Linked DNA regions of Homo sapiens: regions 2 and 3 are each linked to region 1. A link is an interaction called in ENCODE POLR2A ChIA-PET data of the cell type or tissue named here. Cell type or tissue: OCI-LY7. All regions are shown on one strand. Each heading gives the region's core, and the rest is flanking DNA. Links, peaks and the distances in the headings are about the cores only.

Region 1 (5,922 bases), core at 670-4,669:
AGTTAATTTGAAAGATTGAGCCAATTGCAAGGTTGTATTAAAGGAAGAAAGCCAGTATTGGCTTAAAATCAACAACTGGATTGGCATGAAATCCACTAGAACTATTGAGTAGGAATTGAGCATTTTTTTTATTGTAGTCCTTTTTAAATGTGTCTTTTATATTCTCAGGAATTAACTAGTAAAGTAAAATGTCATTATATTATTCCTCTGATTATTTGGGAAATTAATTTCCTCACTAATAGCTTTCAAAGCATTTTACAAATATTTATCAAGAACCAATTTGTTTGCACTGACTTTTGAATCATATCAGACATCATAACCAATTTGCTTGTGAACTTTTCCATTATTATACCACGAAAATATTTTACAAAATAATGCCAATGTCAATATTTCTAAGAATCAAAGCTTTCCAGAAACTAAAAACAGGATTTTAATTTTTTCTTAATTTTGACAGAGAAATTCAATCTTTTCTTCCTGTGTTTTAGAAAAACAAATTTCAGTTGACAAGCTTAGGGACAAGGGCCCATATAAACAGTTAAAATTAGAAATGCTATGTTATTCAGTTTACTGATAGGGTAAACCAGATTCATTACAATAAATATATTCTCTCCTTTTCCAAATCCAGAAAGAAGTTTAAGGAGGCAGCTTCCAGAATCAGATGGCCAAAATTCCACCTCCATCATCATTTACAAACAATGTGGCCTTGGAGAAAGTTACTAGATTGTCCTGTGTCACAGTTTACTCTTCTGTAAAAAGGGAATCTTAAAGGCAGATACCTCATAGTTTTTGTGAAGAGTAAATGAGGTGGTTGAGTGACCGCTCACCAAGTGGCAGTGGTTGTTATTATTTTATTGATTCCAGTGCTTGGAAGCACTGGCCTGCCTACCTCCCAAAAGAGGGTGCAGCTGGCCTGGCTGGGAATGGTGGCTCATGCCTGAAATCCCAGCATTTCGGGAGGTCAAGGCAGGCAGATCACTTGAAGTCAAGAGTTCAAGACGAGCCTGGCCAACATGGCGAAAACTCGTCTCTACTAAAAACACAAAAATTAGCCAGCATGGTGACGTGCACCTGTAATCCCAGCTACTGGGGAGGCTGAGGCAGAAGAATAGCTTGAACCTGGGAAGAGGAGGTTGCACTGAGCTGAGATCATGCCACTGCATTCCAGCCTGGGCGACAGAATGAGACTCTGTCTCAAAAAAAAAAAAAGAAAAAAAAAAAAAAAAGAAAAGAAAAGAAAAAAAAAAGGTGCAGCTGTGTTTTCTGAGACGCAGGCCACCAAATGTCATTCAGTGAAATTACAGCCTTATCTACCCTCTTTGTTCCCACAAAAGAGAACAAAAATGAAGAAAAGGCAGTCATTTTAAACACTGTTTAGATTTATTCCTAAGAGCAGTTTCTCCTGGTTAATGTCTAAATTCTATGTAATATTTTAGAGGTAAAAGGAGAAGTAGGCAAAATGAAAAGATATAATCCCTCAGATAGCATGGGGCTATTGCTCTTACCCCCTTTACTCTTCAGGCATGATGTGTATTCAGTTAATTCACAGTCAAAAGGAGCAGATTTATCTGGACTATAAAATAATTGCCTCAAGTTTCTGCTTCATTTCATGAGCTGAAGATTTGACGCAAGAGACTTTTGCCTAAGAATGAGATATTCTTCCACTTTGAACATCAAACTAATAATCATTCCTCAGCCATATAGTCTCTCCCTCAGTAGTTTTAAGTTTTTGTTTTATCCACACTATTCCTTGGGTTTAATGAAAAGGTCATTCCAATATATATCCTTACATCATTGTTGAACAACTTAACAAAAAATATCATGATATATTTTTAAGTGAACTTTTAACACTGTAGGTAGTATCTGGTGATTGGGGGGAAAAATCATCAATGTTCTATATAAAGTCTCACTAAAAAGTCTTTTTCTTCCCTTTATTTTGCTTCCTGTAGGGACAAGACAAAGGCAGTCAGTTTCCTGTTACCCATGGACATGTCTTCATATTCCAAAAATTCAAGTTCTTTGAAACACTCACCAAATCAGGCCACAAACCAGCTAAGTATCATTGCAGAATAGGATATGTGAAGTGATTAAATGTAAGAAACAGTTGATTCTCAAGAGATGGCAGCACCAAGGTCTAGCTGGGTCAGTGTCTTTCCCTATAAAGAAGTCTGGCAAGATGTCCAGTAAGACACACAAAATATTTGGTATTGGGTCCATAGACCTGTTTGGCCAAGGAGTGGAAGCAATTATTTTTTGTCATTGCTGAGCACTAATGACTGGTATGTGTGCAGTGGCTATTGTAGACTATATGACATGTGAGTAATTAAATGTGATTATATGCTAAGTGTCAGTGTCTGTACTATGCCATCAAGAAATGCTTCTGTTCACTTTCCAGATGAAGCTAGAACAAGCCTAGAAAAAAAGTTCTGGTTTTGATTAGTGGCATAAAAGCAACTATCCTTTGTTTTCTGTGACATAAGTGTGATTCTCCTTTTAGTTCACTGTGTGTTGATATTTCACTGACACTAGCTCATTTGTTCTTTAAGAGCCTGTGTCACAGGCGTGTGAGCTCAAACACAGCAACATCCATAGTTTACATTGTGGACTCAGAGCAATTGTGAGCTGACTAAGGGCAAGCACACTAAACCTGATTGGAAGGAGAGAAAAAATGGTTCTGCTCATCACTACTCAAGGAATGGAAGTTCTCACAACTCCCCCAATTCCTGAACTTCTAGTTAACAGAATAGCTCCTCTTCCTGTTTATAGCAATTGAGTTTCTGATACAAATACCCTTCTTAAACAAAGATCGTATTGTATTAGAATATCCAGATTATTAAAATGCAGATTCCTGGGCCTCACCCCAGACCTATTAGATTGATTGGGGGAGCTGGGGAAGGCAGAAAGAAGAAGTGAAATTCACGTTTTAAATGAGCTTTCCAAGGTGACTCCCGCCATACAGCTGTGCTTGTGATCTACTGTTGTAAATACCAAGAAACATGGTCCAGGACCCTCTGATCCTGCACCAAGTAGAAGCAGTGAAGCAAAGAAAGGATAGGAATGGTTCATACCATTTCTAAGAATAAATTGTAATAGTCACAGGCTTCTAGAAAAGACAGAAATAAAGCAACCAACACCCTGTGGTAAAAGTCATGTAATAAAATTAAATGCTTCTTTTATTTATGGCATTCATTGAATATTAACAAGATTCCTAACATTATAACAGATATACAATAGGGCAAGGTTACAACTGGAGGGGAAAGATGCAAACTGGATGTGAAAATACACTCCTCTGGGAATAAAGACCCACACTGAGTAGATAATTAAGCTATTACCCATGAGATAGTTGGCATTTTTAGTTTATGCACAATTATATTCTTTGCATATCTATAAAATTGGGAATTTCACCTTAACCTCAGTTAAAAAGAAACATTCCCCAAACAGTAAAACTTTTTTAAAGCAATACATGACAACTATGCAAGTTGTAATGTCGTAACTGGCCAAGCTAATATGACAAATATCCCCAACACTAAGCTCAATGAGTATGTAACTGACATTTGATCCATGTTCGATGAGCTGAACAGTTACATGAATCTATCAGTTTCCAGTAAAAAAAACCACCACACTATAAAATGTTAAGCTTTAAAATTAAATCATTTAACATAGGATTAAAGAAATAGGCCAGGTGCGGTGGCTCACGCCTGTAATCCCAGAACTTTGGGAGACCGAGGCAGGTGGATCATGAGGTCAGGAGATCAAGACCATCCTGGCTAACACGGTGAAACCCCGTCTCTACTAAAAACACAAAAAATTAGCCAGGCGTGGTGGCGTGCGCCTGTAGTCCCAGCTACTCAGGAGGCTGAGGCAGGAGAATGGCATGAACCCGGGAGGCGGAGCTTGCAGTGAGCTGAGATCACGCCACTGCACTCCAGCCTGGGTGACACAGCAAGACTCTGTCTCAAAAAAAAAAAAAAAAGAAAGAAAAAGAAACAACGCTCTATCTCTGTTCCCCGGCTGGATATAGTGCTTAATAATAAGCCCTTGGAGCATATTTTTAAACATAATGAATTACAAAGAACATGAAATGCATCTTGGTCATGCTCTGATCAACTAGTTATGTTTGTCTTCTTCTACGCCCAAAACTTCCACTGGTATGTATGAAACTAAGTCAGGAACTCAAATGCCTAGCAGTGACAGGAAAGTAACAACAATGAGTGAAGATTCTGGAGAGCAGACATGTATATGCTCCATCTAAGAAGAGCCACTGTTACCCACCTTCATAGTGCCATATGGCAAAGCAGACATAGTATTGCCATATGGCCTATTTTTCAAGATACATTAATATCTGGGTTTTTATGCAAAATTTCCTGATTCATAAATATTGGCAATGTGCTCAGTTTTTTAAACACTGTGAAAACCAAACACAATGTATCTAGGGGCCAGATCTAGCCCCTAGCACAAGGGTCCCCAACATTTTTGGCACCAGGGACCAGTTTCATGGAAGACAATTTTTCTATGGATGGCGGAGACAGGCAGAGGGGTTGGTTTGGGGATGAAATTGTTCCATCTCAGATCATCAGACATTAGATTCTCATAAGGAGCATGCAGCCTAGATCCCTTACATTTGCACTTCCAGTGGTCCTATGAGAATCTAATGCTGCTGCTGATCTGACAGGAGGCGGAGCTTAGGCAGTAATGTTCACTCACCTGCTGCTCACCTCCTGCTGTGCAGTCAGGTTCCTAAAAGGCCACGGACCAGTACCAGTCAGTGGCCTAGAGGTTGGGGACCCCTGCCCTAAGATACCAGATTTTGATCTCTGACTTAAACGCAATTTCCTAAACATAGAGATCCAGAACAAGAAAGGGGATGTGGAAAGTTACACTTTGGAAAATGAAAAAGGGAAGAGGAAGTCTGAGGATGGGAAAAGAGAATAAGAGGGTCGTATAAGAAGTGACATCTACGTGGATAAAAAGGCTAAAGTTCCACATCTTCACGAAAATGTAGCCTAACCCAGAGTCAAGACATATTTGCCACAGAACTAAAACATAATGTTAGAAAGTATGAGCATATTTTGTTTTAAAACTTTTTTCAAAATATATTTTTGTCTACTTTATGGTTTTCACTTGTACAGTTATCTTGCAAGGAAAACAATACATAAACAAAAACAATCACTCTGGCAGATTTTTCTTCTTCTTCTTTTTTTTTTTTTTTTTGAGACAGTCTCACGCTATCACCCAGACTGGAGTGCAGTGGCACAATCTCAGCTCACTGCAACCTCCGCCTCCCAGGTTCAAGTGATTCTCCTGCCTCAGCCTCCCAAGTAGCTGGGGTTACAGGTGCCCACTACCACACCCAGCTAATTTTTGTATTTTTAGTGGGGTTTTGCCATGTTGGCCAGGCTAGTTTAGAACTCCTGACCTCAGGTGAACCACCGACCTCGGCCTCCCAAAGTGCTGGGATTACCGGCATGAGCCACCATGCCCAGCTGATTTTTCTTCCTTTTGATGGGGAAAGGAGATTCCAAAATCAAAAAATCATAAAATATTCCTGCAAAATTCTAGTTCCAGGCCATAATTTCATAGACTAAGAATAGCTCACGGTGGTTGTGCCACTAACTTGACATGGTTAGTTTGTAGCACAGCCAAAACTGGAGCTTATATTTCCTGATTCCTTCTGTAAGAGTTCCATGCTGTCCCCTAAATGTATGACACTAAGTGAGTTATCAAATTTAAATGTTTGTAATTTGAGGCATTCTCAAAAGTGAAGATGATCTCAATGTTCTCAGTGTTTGGGGTGGTTGTATTCGTTTGTTTTCACATTGCTATAAAGAAATACCTGACTATGTAATTTATAAAGGAAAGAGGTTTAATTGACTCACAGTTCCACATGGCTGGGGAGGCCTCAGGCAACCTACAATCATGGCAGAA
Region 2 (5,922 bases), core at 600-4,599, 140 kb after region 1:
AATAAAAGAACATGAATGTGGTCTCTCAAAATATCTTGTACTGTACTTAACCCTTGTGATGGTATGAGATGATACACTGCCTATGTGATGAGATGAAGTAAGGTGAATGATAGTGGCCATACTTCTGTAGTTTTGAGTTGCGACAGCAAAACTAGTGCAGATTCTTTTTCCTTCTCCACAGTTTCGTGGATAGAAGAAGATGTGTTCTTTTCTTTTCTGAGACAGAGTCTTGCTCTGTTGCCCAGGCTGGAGTACAGTGCCACAATGTCAGCTCAGTGCAGCCTCCACCTGGGTTCAAGTGATTCTTGTGCCCTAGCCTCCCAAGTAGCTGAGATTACAGGTGTGTGCCACTGCACTCATCTAATTTTTATATTTTTAGTAGAGATGGAGTTTCATCATGTTGGCCAGGCTGGTCTTGAACTTGTGGCCTCAAGTGAACTGTCCACCTGGGCCTCCCAAAGTGCTGGGATTACAGGTGTGAGCCACCACCCTGGCGAGAAGATTTATTCTTAACATAGATCTTAGCAATCTCAGCATACCTTTTTTTTTCCTTATTAAGTAGAGAACTTTCACCTTTTCACTTAAAGGAAGCACTTTATTGCTTCTCTTTGGCATTTCTGAATTGTCAGCATCACTACTTTTGTGGTTTGGGGACAGTATTAAGTAAGATAAACATTGCCTGGACATAAGCATTGTGATTTTGATCTGATAAACCAGATGGCTGTTAAGTTACCAAGTTTTTAATGGGTGTGGGGTGTGTAACATAGTGTGGAAATGCTGGACAAAGATGTAATTCAGGATTCACATCCTGAGTGGGATGGCATGAGATTTCATCATACTACATAAAATGGCATGCAATTTAAAGTTTATGAATTGATATTTCTGGAATTTTTTATTTAATATTTTCAGGCAGTGGTTGGTTGCTAGTAACTTAAACCAAGGAAGGTGAAACTGTAGATAGGAGGACTGTTGTAGTTTATCTTCTTTAAGATATGGACAAACTTAGGAAATCTGATAGAAATTAGGGACCTACTCTCCAGAAAAGAAGTGCACACACAGTATACTTGGAAAGTTTTGTTTATTGTTTTAGGAACCTCTGGAATCCCTCTTAAGTTTTAGAACCCTGCATGTACGGATAATAGATGTAACCATGACAATGAATGAAAATACATAGAGACCCAGTAGAGAGTGACAAGAGCCAAGGACAGAGTTCTCAGGGTGAAAATGATTTAAATGGCTCTGGAAAAGTAGTATACAAGAGATGTAGGGGAATAATGTTTTCTAAAAGAAAGCTACGTTATACTGAGGTGCATTTATCATAGTGTTATTCTTAAGGTGCCTTTGTTTTAGCTCATATCTGTATATTTGCTAAGCTTGAAAAAGCTATATTTCTTTCTGACATTTATTTGATGACTGTCGATGAGCGTTCAAGAGATTCTATCATTGGGCACTTTCCTTTGTTGATGCATGAGGGATTATACTGTGCTCTGGGCTGTGTTAAATCTACTGACGTTCTCATTTAATCTTCATGACAGCCCTTTGAGATAGATGCTGTTATTGAACCCAGGACTTAATTTTCTCAAGGTCACATGGCTTGTGAGTAACAAAGCTGTGGCACAAACCTAAGGCTGTCTGACAGCAAAACCCATGTTCTCTACCAGTATACTAACTATGTTTACCAAGATAATCAGTGACTGTGATGTTACTTTACCATATTAGCACAATGGAATGTGACATTAGTCCACTGATTTGGACTAGGTTTTGGGATATATAAGTTCTAATCCCAGCTCTATGATTTTGGGTAAGTCATTTAATCTCTCTGGGTCTATTTTTCATTGTCGTCGTCTTTTTTTTTTTTTTTTTGAGACAAAGTCTTGCTCTGTTGCCTAGGCTGGAGTGGGCTGGCGCGATCTCGCCTTACTTCAGCCTCTACCTCCCGGGTTCAAGCGATTTTCCTGCCTTAGCTTCCCCTGTAGCTGGGATTACAGGCACGCACCACCACATCCGGCTATTTTTTGTATTTTTAGTAGGGATGGGGTTTCACCATGTTGGCTAGGCTGGTCTCGAACTCCCAACCTCAAGTGATCTGTCCACCTTGGCTTCCCAAAGTGGTGGGATTACAGGCGGGAGCCACTGTGCCTGGCTCTTCTTCTCATTTGTTAGAAAAATTTTTAACCTTAGCTATCACCAGAAGGAACATTTTTTCCTGCAGCCCCATCTTTTATCTATCAATAAGGCATTAATTTAAAAAGAAAAAAAAAACGCACTACATACAACCTTGTGTAGTAAAACAGCTCTTGATGTATATATGTGAAAATGGTTATGTTATAATAATGTGAGAGTACTTTTACAATGTTTGAAGCCTCTTGGTTTTATAGTTTTAAAATTCTTCAGCTTCTAGTAGAAAAATTTAGTAATTTACTCTGGGTAGAGACATTTTAATACTTTTTCTGGCTTTCAGAGGATCTTAGGTTATAGAGCCTGTAAAGATGATTTGATGTTTTGCTCAGCTATTAGCAGTATAGGTATCTTTGAGGCTTATAGTTGACATTAACTTTTCTCTTTTTTGAAATTGTTCTGAGTATTTTGCTTTATCTATTTGTTACTCAATGTCAAGAGATAGTGTCTTAGTTTGCTTTATTAGAACCTCAGCATATGTAGTCAACAAACTAAAACCACATTGCACGTACGTAGCTATGGTATTTGAGGCCATCATTATTACATGGCCTTGAATCTTCTGTTTGTGAAAAGTTAGCCGCATCAGTACATTTTATATGGATGACATCCTATCAGGATATCTGATTAAAAAGAGGTAGCAGTATAGGTGTAGGGGTAAATTCTTTTACAGTCATTTGATAAAAGTCTCTGACAGACTTAGGTCTTGGATAGGATTTCGGTAAAAGAAAAGAAATTGTTCTGTTAAAGTTCCTTCTCAAGCTCTTCAGAAAAGATCAGAATAACAAGATTCAGTTTGAGTCATTTGCTTAAGGATCGTCTTGATTGAGAGTTGAGCTGGTATTTTACTGCCAGGGTGACTAAAATAACTATTTTGCCTACTCCTTCCTCTTTTCACATTCATACACATCAGACGTGACTTGGAGAGGATTCCACTAACTCAGTAATTTTTATCCAGTTCAGATCAGAAGTTTGTGTGAAGCTGATCAATGTTGCTTAGGTTGTAAATGCAGAACTTGGAGATTTTATGTGGCATTTACAAAGGGGTCATTAGTCATATATTAGCAGAAAATCAGTCACCGAAGTATGAATCCTTGTTATGTGCCATATACTGTTTTAGAGGCTGAGGAATTTGGCAGTGAAAAAAAGATCCCTGCCTTCATGAAGCTGACATTTGGTTGTAGAGAGGGAGACCAGGAAAATAATGAAGAATGTGGGTTGGAGTTGGGGATCAGTAGTGAGGTGAGGCTGTTACTGTAAATAAGGTGGGCATTTAAAACTTCACTGTAAGATGACAGTTGAGTAGAGGTTTGAGCCATGCAGGAAACTGAGGGAAGAACATTTCAGACAGAAAGAATAGCAAATACGAAGACACTGAAATCAGCTTGTTTGATGTATGCCAGGGAGTGCATGGAGCAGAGCGAACAAAAGGAAAAAATGGATGAAGTTGAGAGATTATCAGATCGAATAAAGCTTATAGAACATTGTAAGGACTTTGACTTCAACTCCAGGGGAAATGAGAACTCATTTGAGAGTTGTGAGCAAATGAGTGACATGATTTGATTTATGCTTTTACATGGTCACCCTGGTTGCCTGATGATAGCAGGCCAGGAGTGGAGATGGAGACCAGTTGGAGGTGGTGGTGGTTTTACCAGGATAGTAGCAGTGGAAGTGGTGAGAAAGAGTTGAATTCTGGGGATACATTTTGAAGTTAGAGACAACAGCATTTTCTGTTGGAGTAGTAGTGGGGTCAGAGAGTAGTTAATTATGATCACAAGCATTTTGGCCGGAGCAGCTGGAAGGATGGAGTGGACATTTGTTCAGCTGGAAAAGACTTCAGGGGAAACCAACTGAGGGAAAAGATGAGGAGTTCTGTTTCAGGCTTGGTAAGTTTGAGATGCCTACTACGCATTAAAGTGGAAACATTGAGTAGGTAGCTGGATATATGACTCTGGCATGTACAGAGGGGGCCAGAGAATGTATCAATTTTAAGATTGATTTAAAACCATGAGAATAGATCAACTCCACCTAGAAAATGAGTGTGACTAAAAAAAAACAAAAAACAAAAACTGAGTGTGGCTAGATAAGAAATCGAGAACTTGAGCTTTAGGATTGGAGGTTTAGGTGATAATTAAGAGCCAGTAAAACAGATGAATAGGAGACAGAAGTAGAAGAAAAACAAGAGATTGTAGTGCTTGGAAGTTAAGTGAGGAATTTGTTTCTTTTTTTTCTTCTTCTTTTTTGAGACAGGGTCTTGCTCTGTCATCCAGGCTGGTGTGTAGTGGCGCAGTCTCCACTCACTGCAGCCTCGACCTCCCGGGCTCAAGCGATCCTCCCGCCTCAGCCCCACTAAGGAGCTGGGACTACAGGTGCATGCCACCATGCCCGACTAATTTTTGTATTTTTAGTAGAGATGGGTTTTTGCCATATTGCCCAACCTGGTCTTGAAACCCTGGACTCAAGTGATCCTCCCGCTTTGACTTTCCAAAGTGCTGGGATTATGGGTGTGAGGCACCATGCCTTGCCAAATTTGTTTCAAGGAGTAGGAGTGATCAGCTCTTTCAAATGCTGCTGGATAGGTAAGTAAGAGGAGAACTGAGACTTTGCCCATTAGATTTTGGCAATATAGAAGTCACTGGTGGCCTTCTCAAGAGTAGTTGCAGTGAAATGGTAGAGATGAAAGCCCTACTGGAGTAGATTCAAGATATAATGGAAAGATGGAACTTGGAGACAGTGCATGTACAATCTCCTCTTCTTGCCTGTGATTTTGCCATAAATGGAAAGAGAGATTAGATGGTGCTGAAGGAATATATGGGTTTGTGAGGATTTGTTTTTGACATAGGAAACTGACATTTTTTTTTTTTTTTTTTTTTGAGACACAATCTTGCTCTGTCACCTAGGCTGGAGTGCAGTGTTGTGATCTTGGATCCCTGCAAACTCTGCCTCCGGGCTCAAGTGATTCTCCTCCCTCAGCCTCCCGGGTAGCTGGGACTATAGGCATGCGCCACCACGCTCAGCTAATTCTTAAAAAATTTTTTTGTAGAGACAGGGTCTCACTGTATTGCCCAGGCTGGTCTCAAACTCCTAAGCTCCAGTGATCCTTCTGCCTCAGTCTCCCAAAATGCTAGGTAGGATTACAGGCATGAGCCAGTCCATGTGGTGAAACTGACAGTTTTCAGTATGAATGGAAATTATCTACCAGAGGAAAAATTTTGATGATGCTTAGATGTGTGATTACTAAGGGGAGGAGTTTTCTTTCTTTTTTTTTTTGAGACAGAGTCTTGCTCTGTTGCCCAGGCTGGAGTGCAGTGGCGGGATCTTGGCTCACTGCAAGCTCTGCCTCCCGGGCTCACACCATTCTCCTGCCACAGCCTCCCAAGTAGCTGGGACTACAGGCGCCCACCACCACGCCTGGCTAATCTTTTTTTTGTATATTTAGTATATTTTTTGTATATTTAGTAGAGACCGTATTAGCCAGGATGGTCTCGATCTCCTGACCTCATGATCCGCCCGCCTCGGCCTCCCATAGTGCTGGGATTCCAGACGTGAGCCACTGCGCCCAGCCAAGGGAGGCCTTTTCAATAGGTGGTTTGGCATAGAACTAGAGATTTACTTGTCAAATTTCATTCTGTATAATATTACATTGGGTTCTTGTTAAAATGTCGATTCTGTTTCTGTAGGTCTGGAGTAGGGCCCGAAATTCTGCACTTCTAACAAGTTCCTAGGTGTTGCTTATGTGTCTGGTCC
Region 3 (5,922 bases), core at 600-4,599, 350 kb after region 1:
ATAAATGTAATGTATTTTATTTTCTTTGAAATACTTTAAATGCCTGATTAACGCACAAATCTTCTCAAATCTTAGTCTGATAAATCAGATGCATTAAAACTGTACATATGGAGAATCTTAACTTCTCTTCAATGTTTTTATGCCTTTTATGACCTTAGTCAATTTCTCTTATTCCTTTCATTTTAAAGATTCAAGCCTAAATTAATTACTCAAATGCCCTTTTACATTGGAATGACTAGACTAATCTGTTAAGTAAGCAAATTCTCTTAAGCATTAACAGTGTTTATACTACTCAATGTGCACAGATTGTTTTTACTTCTATACTTAATGAGGCTGCATACAACCAGCAGTCTTGGTTGGGGCATAGATCTGGAGTAACATAATGGGAGGGTATTTTTTGCACCATTCACAGGGACAAATAGAACCTTTTTTCATGGCCATTAAGCCAAGAGGGACTTCAAGTCCATGCCTCTCAAATGGAGTGGTCTTAAAGGCCTCTTAAAATTATACATTATCTAATTCTGAAATCAGATTTGATCTCAACACTTGGTTGGGTTCAACTCAACCAACAATTAACTCATTAATTCTAATTCTGAATTCTTTTCATATCCCTCCTATTTCGTAAGACCAGGACTCTAATAATTTTGTAAACAAATTTCACTGGATTCTCTACATCTCTAAAGGCTCGGTCAGGCTTTGCAATCACAAATCCAAAGTCATACTAAAGACTAACACTCCGTTGCATAAAAAGCCACTTTCCAGGCATAGCTCCCAGTTCTAGGTGAGAGAACTCACTTGGTTTTATTTGTGTCATGGGCTCATTTCTGAAATAATCTCTATATTCTTGGCTATGAAATATTTGGAATGGCCTATCTCAGGAAAAAGTCTTTCTCTTCTTCATGATGGCATTGGGAAAAAAACACATATTTAACATGCACTTTTATATTTAACTAAACATAATTACATATAAATATATGTGTGTATATCCTGTAGATAGTTATAAAGGGCATAAACTCATGACACAAAGATATGTATCTATTCTGTTTTTAAGGGACAGATGTTGAATTTTATCAAATGCCTTTCAAAAATAATAAAAATGGTCATATTAATTTTTTATAATTTATTAAAGTGGTAAGTTATATGAAATTTCCTAAGGTGAAACTTCCATTCCTAATATGAATACCACCAGGTCATCATGTATTATTGCTTTCAAGTGCTGATAGAATCGTCCGACTAATATTTCATTACATTAACATTCAGAATTGAAATTGCACTGTAATTTCCTTTTGCATTGACTCTCTGTGTCACGTTTTGGTATCATATGTAACTTCAACTTTTAAAAAGGACCGTTTTCTCTCTACTCTATGCTCTGAAACAATTTAAAAAACACTGAAATCTGTTCCTTAAAATGTTGACAGAACTATTTTTCTCCCTCATTCTCTCTCTGTCTTCTCTTGCAATTTTCACTATGTTCTCTATCATAATTTGTTTAGAAGTCTTGTCTTTTCTGCAGCCTCTTTTGGTAATCCATATTTTCTGAGAAGATTATTAAGTAAGCAAACTCTCTTAAGCATTCACAGTGTTTACATTACTGTCATTTGCTTGAAGTTGAGTGAAGTCATTTGCTTAGATTTGAGTAAAAAGTGTTTTACAGTTTAAAAAAAAGATGTCCTTGAGTTAGGCTATTTCTCTATCCTCATTCTCATTTTATTTATGTGTACTTTCTACCCTTTTCTCTTGATTAGATTAAATCAGAGTTCCTCAATCTTGGCAGAACTGACATATTGGGCCAAATAATTCTTTGTTGCAGGGTACTGTCCTGGCATCATAGGGTGTTTAGCAGTGTCTTTCATTTCTACCCCAGATGCCAGTGGCAACCTCTTCCCCACCCCTGTGACAACCAAAAATATCTCCAGACACTGCCCAATGGCCCCTGGGGTGGGGTCTGGGCAAAATCACCCATGTTGAGAACCAATTGACCAGGTAATGATTTACTTGTGTGTGTGTGTGTGGTTTTTTTTTTTTTTTTTGGAGATGGAGTCTCGCTCTGTCGCCTGCCTCAGCCTCCCGAGTAGCTGGGACAACAGGCACATGCCACCACGCCCGGCTAATTTTTTGTACTTTTAGTAGAGATGGGTTTCCACCGTGTTAGCCAGGATGGTCTCGATCTCCTGACCTCATGATCCACCTGCCTTGGCCTCCCAAAGTGTCAGGATTACAGGCGTGAGCCACTGTGTCCGGCCCGTGTGTGTGTGTGTTTTAAATTTTCATTTTGTTTTCGAAGAACCAGCTCTTGGATTTATTTTTATTCCGTTATTTTTCACTCTCCTGATTTGTTTATTTTTCCTTTTATCTTTTTTTATTTTTTTCAGGCCTTCTATGGATCCATTTTCTTTGTGTTTGTGTTTGTCTAAATGCCTGGGTTGGAGCCTCATTTATTTATTACCATTCTTACCTGTCCCCTGTGGTGTCAAGAGAGATGCAGGGGGCTTCTGCATCCCCTGACCCATAAAGATCTTTCTGTATCATACAAGAGGTCACTGACTTGTCCCACGAATGTTTCCGCACTTCGCAGAAGCTTATGGTTTGCCAGCTCTTCCCGAGGTTCCCAGCTCTTTCCATCATATAATCCATCATAGAGTCCCAAATCCAAATTGTGTAATTGTGTTGGGTCTGATTTAGGACAACCACATTGTTGGCTGGTAATTTTCTTTCTCTTTTTTATTCTACAGATGGGCTCTCACTAAGTTGCTCAGGCTGGTCTCAAACTCCTGGGCTCAAGCGATTCTGACACCTCAGCCCTCCCAGTAGCTGGGACTATAGACGCAATCCACTGCGCCTAGCTGGTTGGCTGGTAATTTTCAATATGTGCACTTTGCAGAAAAGTGACTTGCAGTGTCACTTGCTTAGGTCAGATCACAGATCATCACCCTGTTCTTTATTTTTACCAACTAAATAGTACGACCATTAGTTGTACCATTAGTTGAAGTATTATTTCTAATAATAGAAAAAAGCAAACAACAGATCCTAATTAATGATTTGAAATGATGCTTTTCTTTCCACAGAGGTCTTTCATGACTGATGAGTTCCACCAGCCTGGAGGCCCCGTGTTTCTAATTGTTGGAGGTGAAAGCACTGCTGAGAGAGCTTGGCTGTCCAGGAGAGTTCCCTGATGGAGAATGCTAAGAAACTGGGGGGCCCTCTGCTTCTTTGTGGAACACAGATTTTACAGAAAAAGCAGGCCAACCTTGTACGTTTATGAGTTTTTGTACTCCTTCTTTAAATGAAATAACGCTGACTGTTCATGTTCTTAAACATAATCTCACGTTCAAAGTCTAAACTTGAAAAGACATTTACAGTGTCAGTGTCAAAATTCTCTCCTATTAGCACTGAAAGGACTTGAAATGAATGAAATTTAAACTCTGAAAATAACCCACCACTCAGAGGCAGTAGTGACCATTTTATTAAAAACTGTTTGTCATAGTTAAGTGTAATGTCAAAGTTTTGACTCACAGCAACACAGGAGCAGGATAAAGAGTCTAGTTGTTCAGGATTTTACTCTTCCATTCTGGTATTTTTGTGTATTGTATAGTGGGAAAATTTGATTTTTAAAAGAACTTACTTATAATTAATATCATTAAATAAAATCAAACAAAACCAATTATAAAGGGCTTCTAAAAGTTGTAAATATATCAAACTTTAGTGCACTGTCTTTAAATCTCATTTTAACAAGAAAGCATGCATTGCTTTTCATAACCTCAAGAATGCTATTAATGTCAGTAAAATGGTATCTTTATTGTATGAGTCACAATTCTTGGGACAGTTTAGCAGTGAAAAACTATTAATAATTTATGTTAATAGTATAGGTCTCTTTGTAGCTTCAAAAAGAATGAGATTTTGGAATTCTAAGTCACTAACTTTTGAATGATATGGTAATGTCCAGTAATCTCACTAGTTCTACATTTTTCCTTAGAAACTTTGATTTGTGTATGGCTGTGGGTGTTACTGGAATTTTGATAGTCTATAGAAAGTTTCAACAGTAGATATTCTATATTATTCTGGAACAAACTTGTATTGACCAAATTTACAACTTGTATGGATAAGGTCAGAAACAACAGCTGATTCAAACTGTTCATCTAATGAATCTGGAAAATATCTAAGGGATACAGTAGATGGTTTGGGGTGGAGGTGATCTTGAAACTATTAAAAAGAATATCAAAATTCCAATAACACACACACACACAAATCAAAGTTCCTAAGGAAAAAGGTTGAACTAATGAAATTATTGGACTGTTACCACATCATTAAAAAGTGAGGGACTTAGAATTCCAAAATCACATTCTTTATTTGATGAGGCAACACTTACAAGCCCTGAGATGTTTACAGCACTCTTTCCTTCCTCATTTGCTGTAGACAATCCTTTATGTTCCAGGTCCCTTCCTCTCTCATGCCAGCCCTTCCCTCCAATACCCAAAGAGGAGAACTTCATGTTATCTGGGAAAGAGATTAGGTTGATCCAAATAAAGAACAAATTCTGTGGAGAGAGGGGGAAAAACATCCTTGAGTTGGGGCCAAGGAACAAGCATGAGGATTTGCCTTCTGCCATGAGTAAAAGCACCCTGAGGCCTCCCCAGAAGCAGATGCTGCCAGGCTTCCTGTCCAGTCGGCCAAACTGTGAGCCAATTAAGCCTCTTTTTAAAAAAAATAAATTATGCAGTCTCAGGTATTTCTTTGTAGCAATGCAACAACAGCCAAATACAGAAAGTTGGTACCACAAAGTGAGGCATTGCTGTAAAAATACAATGAAATGTGAAAGCAACTTTGGAACTGGGTAATGGGCAGTGGTTGGAAGAATTTGGAGGGCTCAGAAGAAGACAGGAAGAAGAAGGAAAGTTTGGAACTTCCTAGAGACTTGTTGAATAGTTTTGACCAAAATACTGATAGAGATATGGACAGTGAAGTCCATGCCGAGGAGGTCTCAGATGGAGATGAAGAACTTATTAGAAACTATAGTAAAGGTCACTTTTGTTATGCCTTAGCACACAACTTGGCTGTGTTGTGCTCCTACACTAGGAATCTGTGGAACTTTGAATTTGAGAGTGATGGTTTAGGGTATCCGGTGGAAGAAATTTCTAAGCAACAAAGTGTTCAATGTATGGTCTGGCTGCTACTAACAGCATATGCTCATATGTGTGAGCAAAGAAATGATCTAAAACTGACATATTTCAAAGGGAAGCGGAGCATAAAAGTTTGGAAAAGTGGCACTCTGGCCATGCAGCAGAAAAGAAAAGCCCATTTTCAAGGGAGGAATTCAATAAGGTTGCAGAAATTTACATAATTAAAAAGGAACCAAGTGCTAATAGCCAAGACAGCAGAGAAAAGGCCTTGAAGGCTTTTCAGAGACCTTCATGGCAGCCCCTCCCATCACAGGCCTGGACGCCTAGGAGGGAAAAATGGTTTCATGGGCCAGGCCCAGGACCCTGACTGTGCAGCCTTGGGACACAGCTCCCTGCATCCCTGCCACTCCAGCTCCAGCTGTGGCTCAAAGGGGCCAGGTACAGCTTGGGCTGCTCCAGAGGGTGCAAGCCATAAGCCTTGGTGGCTTCCGCAAGGTTTTAAGCCTGCAGGTGTACAGAGTGCAAGAGTTAAGGCTCAGGATCCTCTACCTAGATTTCAGAGGATGTATGGAAAAGCCTGGGAGTCCAGGAAAAAGCCTGATGCAGGGTAAGAGCCCTCATGGAGAACATCTACTAGGGCAGTGCAGAGGGGAAATATGGGAGCCCTCATAGAATCCCCACTGGGGCACTGCCTGTAAGAAGAGGGCAACTGTCCTCCAGACTCCAGATTGGTCGATCCACTGACAGCTTGCACCATATGCCTGGAAAAGCTGCAGGCACTCGACACCAGCCCATGAGAGCAGCT

Evidence for each region. Peaks named below come from ENCODE experiments on the same cell type or tissue, not always from the same donor. Only the 100,000 strongest peaks of a DNase experiment are listed, where the experiment ranks them.
Region 2: POLR2A ChIA-PET joins it to region 1 with 6 read pairs; 3 of 35 experiments call an interaction of 5 or more read pairs at or near these places.
Region 3: POLR2A ChIA-PET joins it to region 1 with 6 read pairs; 2 of 35 experiments call an interaction of 5 or more read pairs at or near these places.

Annotation. Positions count from the first base shown.
Region 1 is chr2:224,699,912-224,705,833 of GRCh38, reverse strand. It overlaps CCDC195 (coiled-coil domain containing 195), which reads left to right. Exons shown (of 3, transcript NM_001395236.1): 3 at 1,947-2,070. The coding sequence ends at 2,070. The region is part of intron 2 of LOC105373910 (a long non-coding RNA gene); the gene reads right to left. Among named protein-coding and RNA genes, the nearest start is that of CCDC195, 13 kb to the left of the region's middle. In OCI-LY7, for the core only: no CTCF peak of the experiment used is centred there; a DNase peak (open chromatin) is centred at 2,943.
Region 2 is chr2:224,558,579-224,564,500 of GRCh38, reverse strand. All of the region lies in intron 1 of CUL3 (cullin 3), which reads left to right. Among named protein-coding and RNA genes, the nearest start is that of CUL3, 24 kb to the left of the region's middle. In OCI-LY7, for the core only: no CTCF peak of the experiment used is centred there; a DNase peak (open chromatin) is centred at 3,040; H3K4me3 peaks cover 1,225 bases; H3K27ac peaks cover 1,637 bases.
Region 3 is chr2:224,345,229-224,351,150 of GRCh38, reverse strand. No RefSeq gene overlaps it. Among named protein-coding and RNA genes, the nearest start is that of FAM124B, 54 kb to the left of the region's middle. In OCI-LY7, for the core only: no CTCF peak of the experiment used is centred there; no DNase peak of the experiment used is centred there.